Regions from separate parts of the Homo sapiens genome. Here region 2 is linked to region 1. A link is a loop called in an ENCODE intact Hi-C map of the cell type or tissue named here. Cell type or tissue: B cell. All regions are shown on one strand. Links, peaks and the distances in the headings refer to the core of each region. The heading gives the core; the rest is flanking DNA. Region 1 has its middle 15 kb from the start of TEKTL1. Region 2 has its middle 15 kb from the start of OR7A17.

The links. Hi-C counts contacts between places; a loop is a spot of excess contacts. Peaks named below come from ENCODE experiments on the same cell type or tissue, not always from the same donor. Only the 100,000 strongest peaks of a DNase experiment are listed, where the experiment ranks them.
Region 2: a loop joins it to region 1, with 8 times the contacts of the local background. A loop is called at or near these places in 2 of 110 quality-filtered maps.

Annotation. Positions count from the first base shown.
Region 1 is chr19:15,024,176-15,027,097 of GRCh38, forward strand. No RefSeq gene overlaps it. Among named protein-coding and RNA genes, the nearest start is that of TEKTL1, 15 kb to the left of the region's middle. RefSeq lists a silencer at 1,194-1,263. In B cell, for the core only: no CTCF peak of the experiment used is centred there; a DNase peak (open chromatin) is centred at 1,266.
Region 2 is chr19:14,870,140-14,873,061 of GRCh38, forward strand. No RefSeq gene overlaps it. Among named protein-coding and RNA genes, the nearest start is that of OR7A17, 15 kb to the right of the region's middle. In B cell, for the core only: a CTCF peak has its summit at 1,674 (motif pointing right); a DNase peak (open chromatin) is centred at 1,712.

The sequences.
Region 1 (2,922 bases), core at 296-2,795:
AGGTCCTTCTGCTTTTCCAGTAGGCTCTTGGACACCCCGCCATCACAGGACCCCTCACACTGAGCTGTGATTCTTATCTGCTCTTCCCAGGAAGATCCAGGGTGTTGCACACATACAGAAAGAATGTGCATTACAGCCACAGGTATCTCCTAAGCAACTGCTCTGTGTCAGAGGCTGTGTGAGGCGCCAGGGATACAGCAAGGATGTGTCCCTCCGTCGTGGAGCTCACAGTGTATATGCTGAGAATGGCCTTCACAAATGTTGGTATCCTTTTGGCAAAGCCAGCCAATTGTATGGACCTAAGCACCAACGTTTAGCAGAGAAGAAAATGAAGCTCATTTTTCTTCTCATTTTCCCAGGGTTACACAGCCAGAGATGGGTAAAGCAAGATTTCAACCTGTCATGCTCCACATCTCAAGCAGGGACCAGGATCTGAATGAGTCCCCAAAACAAGAGAATGGAGATTGGGTCAATTATGGCCACTGGACAGAAAAACGCATGGGCAAAAAAGAGAGCCATCTGCCCAGGATGACAGACCTGGGTAGGAGTTCAGCTGGGGATCGGCTCCATTGGTCTGACTCAGAAGCATTGTGTGTCACAGCCAGCTCCCTTATGTCAAGACAGACTCTACAGCTTGGGGGTTACAGGCCCCCAGTCTCCCTGGGGCTCAGACTCCCACATAAACTATTCTTCTTCAAGCACTTCTTCCCAGTACCAATCAGGATATCAACAAGAAACAGCACACTCCATTTGCAAGAAGTTTAAGGGCCAGGTGCGGTGGCTCACACCTGTAATCCCAGTACTTAGGGAGGCCGAGGCAGGCGGATCATTTGAGGTCAGACGTTCAAGACCAGCCTGGCCAACATGGTGAAACTCTACCTCTACTAAAAATACAAAAATTAGCCAGGCATGGTGGCGGGAGCCTGTAGTCCCAGCTACTTAGGAAGGCTGAGGCAGGAGAATCGCTTGAATCCCAGAGGTGGAGGTTGTAGTGAGCTGAGATCGCCCCACTGCACTCCAGCCTGGGTGACAGAGTGAGACTCTGTCTCAAAAAAAAAAAAAAAAAAAAGAGAGAGAGAGAGAAAGAAGTTTAAGAGACCACAGTTGATCCTCATTATCCCCAAATTTACTTGCTAATTCACTTACCGAAATTTATTTGTCACTTCAAAATCAGTACTTGTAGTGCTTTCACAATCATTTGCAGGCATGCACAGAGCCGTGAAAACATTTTTAGCCACCTGATGTTCACACTGCCCCTCTGAGGGCAAAGAAGGTGATGCTGCCTTTTTGTGCCAGCTCTCTTACCATAAACAAGTGTCCTTGTGGTAGCCTATTTAGCATCTCTGTCTCTCTCTCTCTTTTTTTTTTTTTTTTTTTTTTGCATTTTTGTGCATTTTGTTGGTGGTTTTTGCTGTTTAAAATGACTTCCAGGGGTTAGTGCTGAAGTGCTGTCTACTGTCCCTGAGCACAAGAAGGCTGAAATGTGTCTTAGGGGAAAAATACATGCGTTAGATAAGCTTCATTCAGGCATGCATTATAGTGCTGTGGCCGTGACCTCCATGTGCATGAATGCATCACATATATTAAATAAGGTGTCTTTTTTTTTTTTTTTGAGACAGAGTCTCACTCTTTTTGCCCAGGCTGGAGTGCAGTGGTGCAATTTTGGCTCATTGCAACCTCCGCCTCCTGTGTTCAAACGATTCTCCTGCCTCAGCTTCCCAAGTAGCTGGAATTACATACACACACCGCCACACCCAGCTGATTTTTGTATTTTTAGTAGAGACAGGGTTTCACTATGTTGGCCAGGCTGCTCTCGAACTTCCGACCTCAAGTTAACTTCCAACCACCCGCCTCGGCCTCCCAAAGTGCTGGGATTACAGGCATGAGCCACCGCACCCGGCCAAATAAGGTCTCTTTAAATAGAAACACCTAAAACAAGGTTATGTCTTGATTCGTTGACAAAAGGGCTGTGACCACAGGCTCACAGAAACCTAATCCTGTATTTCCCCATGAGCCATGGTTCAGCGTTCACTGATTCAGTGTGCGTGGTGGCTTTATGGACCATTACCGCAAATAACAGGAATTAACTGTGTTTGCAAAGGTGTGGGCAGCTAGTAGGGAAACCTCAAAGGATAGCTAGCATAATATCCACATGCCAGTGATTGCGGGGAGCCTTTTCCACCTGTGGGTCTGAAGGGAAAGGGCTGTTAGCAGATGGGAGCATGTAACTCTGTGATGCTGCAGTGTAGACGCCGTGAAATGCCCCTACCCACCTCTCTGTCCATTGGCCAGTGTCCCCGATGGGCCGAACCACCCTGCTGACTTTTGACCTTCACGCAGGTCCTTCCCGGAGCTGGGAATTATCCCTTTACCCTCACCTTTGCCCATCTTGATGCCCAGAAATCTTGCATAGGAGGCAAATGCTCCCCTTGCAAGCAATGTCTTGCCCTGGGGTTTGCAGCCTGCCACCCTCACCTTGCTGTCACCGCCCCAGTTTGTGACCTCAGCTCACACAATGTCCCCAAACAGCATTTGCACAATTCCCCCCATTGCCTCAGAGCTGAGATTTCAGCTGCTGCCCTAGATGTGAGTCCTGTGCACCCAGCAAGCTTCTCCACGACACCATGAGGTGGGTGTCATTATCCCAACCTTAGAGATGAAGAAATAGGCCCAAAGCAGTACAAAATGTATAGATGCCACCACCCAGCAAGTAAGGGGCTAAGTGTGGGCTGTAAAAATTGTAGGCAGGGCAGGCGCGGTGGCTCATGCCTGTAATCCCAGCACTTTGGGAGGCCAAGGCTGGCAGATCATTTGAGGTCAGGAGTTCAAGACCAGCCTGGCCAGCATGGTGAAACCCTGTCTTTACTTTAAAAAATGCAAAAATTAGCTGCACATGTTGGCACATGCCTGTAGTCCCAACTA
Region 2 (2,922 bases), core at 137-2,636, 150 kb before region 1:
TGTGATGTTATAAAACAAAAGAAGAAAGAGGTAAGAAGGAGAATGTGGATGGAGTGTTATTTTTTATTGGGTGGTCAGGTAAGACCAGTAGACAAGGTGACAACTGAACAGAGACCACAATGAAGACAGGGTGGAGTCACCATGTTCCTTGCAGAAGCGTATGCAAGGCAGAAGGAACGACAATGAAAGACCCTGAGGCGTGTTCTTCTTTCAGATGTTCAAGTCCAACAAGTAAGCCAGTGTGGCAGGCAAACAAGCAAGAGGAGAGGAATGAGAGATGGTTTCAGAGGATATTGAGGAAGGAGTTGGCCTGGAAGCTGCTGAAACCTGAAGACACAAGGAGTCCTTCTGTCCAGATGTTGCATTTGCACTTTATTAATTTGGTTGCAAAGGCGCCCCATGAATTGCAATGAACTTCCTCTTTGTTTCCTGCTGTGGCCTTGAGTTCTGATGTTCATATGATGAGTTATCTTTTGGAATACATAGCCCAGGTTCTCTTTGTCTGAAACTTCTCACCCTAAAGAAACACACACACACACATACACACGGAACACATATACACATCTGACGTTCATATTTTGTGTTGTCATTTGGAATATGTAACTCAGGATCTCTTTGTCTGAAACTTCTTCTCACTCTGAAGCATCATACACACACACACACACATAAACACACACACACACATAGACACATACACACATATATACGGAACACACATACACATCTGCTGTGGCTTCCTGGGTGCATGTTACTCCCATGCCCTTCTCAACACCAATTACAGCATTAGAAAGGAAATGGATACCAGGTAAGATTTGAATAATGAAAATCTAAAACAAACTTATGAAAGAAAAGATATGAAATAAATTACTGACGTGAGTCAGAAATTCAAAATTAAAGTGGCAAACATCTGCAAATAAATGCTCAACCATTGTGGAAGACAGTGTGGCAATTCCTCAGAGATCTAAAGACAGAAATATCCTTCAACCCAGCAATCCCATTCCTGGGTATATACCCATAGGAATATAAATCATTCTATTATAAAGACACATGCACACGTATAGTCATTGCAACACTATTCAAAATAGCAAAGACATGGAGTCAACCTAGATGCCCATGAATGATAGACTGGATAAAGAAAATGTGGTACATATATACCATGGAATACTATGCAGCCATAAAAAAGAACAAGATCATGTCCTTTGCAGCAACATGGTTGGAGTTAGAGGCCATTATCCTTAGCAAACTAACACAGGAACAGAAAATCAAATACCAGATGTTCTCACTTACAAGTGGGAGCTAAATCATGAGAACACACGGACACAGAGAAGGGAAAAACACACTGGGGCCAACTGGAGGGTGGAGGGTGGGAGGAGGGAGATCAGGAAAGATAACTAATGGGTACTAGGCTTAATACCTGGGTGATGAAATAATCTGTACAATAAACCCCCATGACACGTGTTTACCTATGTAACAAAACTGCACATGTACCCCTGAACTTAAAAGTAAAAAAATTAAAATACGCTTTTTTTAGCAGTAGAAGAAACAGTATTTAAAGCCATAATTTCATTCCTATCTAAGTATAAATGGATCCAAATATGCTTACGAAAAAGATCTTAAGTTGAATGTAATTTTAGTTTGTATTCAATTGTAGGTTGTGAGTGCAAAAGAGTATCTTCCACAAGATGGCAGTAGATTACTGCTTTAAAATATAGATCTGCATATTCTCATTTATATGCAGAATCTAAATAATCAAACTCATAGGGATAGAGAGGAGTAAGGCAGTGGTTACCAGGGACTGGAGTATGGGGTGGGGTGGATGCAGAAAGCGGAGACATTAGATAAAGGATATAAAGTTAGCAAGAATGGGTTCTAGTAATCTATTGCACAGCATGATGACTTTAGTTGAGAATAATGTATTATATATTTCCAAAGTGCTAGTATCATAGATTTTAAATGTTCTCAACCACAAAGACATGATAAGTGTATGAAGTGACCGATACATTAATTAGGTTCCTTTAATCATTCTACAATGAATACATATAAAATAACATCTTATCCTGTGTTAGTTTGCTGAGAATGATGGTTTCCAGCTTCATCCATGTCCCTGCAAAGGACATGAACTCATCCTTTTTTATGGCTGCATAGTATTCTATGGTGTATAGGTGCCACATTTACTTTATCCAGTCTACCATTGACGGGCATTTGGGTTGGTTCCAAGTCTTTGCTATCGTGAACAGTGCTGCAATAAACATACGTGTGCATGTGTCTTTATAGTAGAATGATTTATAATCCTTTGGGTATATACCCAGTAATGGGATTGCTAGAAAACCAAACACTGCATGTTCTCACTCACAAGTGGGAGTTGAACAATGAGAACACACGGACACAAGGAGGGGAACATCACACACCGGGGCCTGTCGGTGGGTGGAGGGCTAGCGGAGGGATAGCCTAATGCAGATGATGACGGCTTGATGGGTGCAGCAAACCACCATGGCACGTGTATACCTATGTAACAAACCTACGTGTTCTGCACATGTATCCCAGAACTTGAAGTATAATAAAAAATAAAAATAGAAATAAAAATAAAATAACATCTTACTGCACCCCACAAGAATGCAATGATTTTTGTCAATCAAAACAGAAATTAAAACATTAAATTAAAAATAAAAATAGATCTAATTACAAAAGGAAGCAATAAGCAAAAACAGATGTGAAATAAGATGGAAATACTTATGAAGGATGATATATTTCTAGCAATGATGCAGAAGAATTTTCTAAGTCAAAAAACAATTGGAGAGGTGGGAACAAATTATGACAAACAGATTTGAGCACACAACGCTTATAAACTTTCACACATTTTCCTGATATACACCTCTACATACATAAAAATTAAACATTATTCAGCAAAGTTGGTGAAAAAGC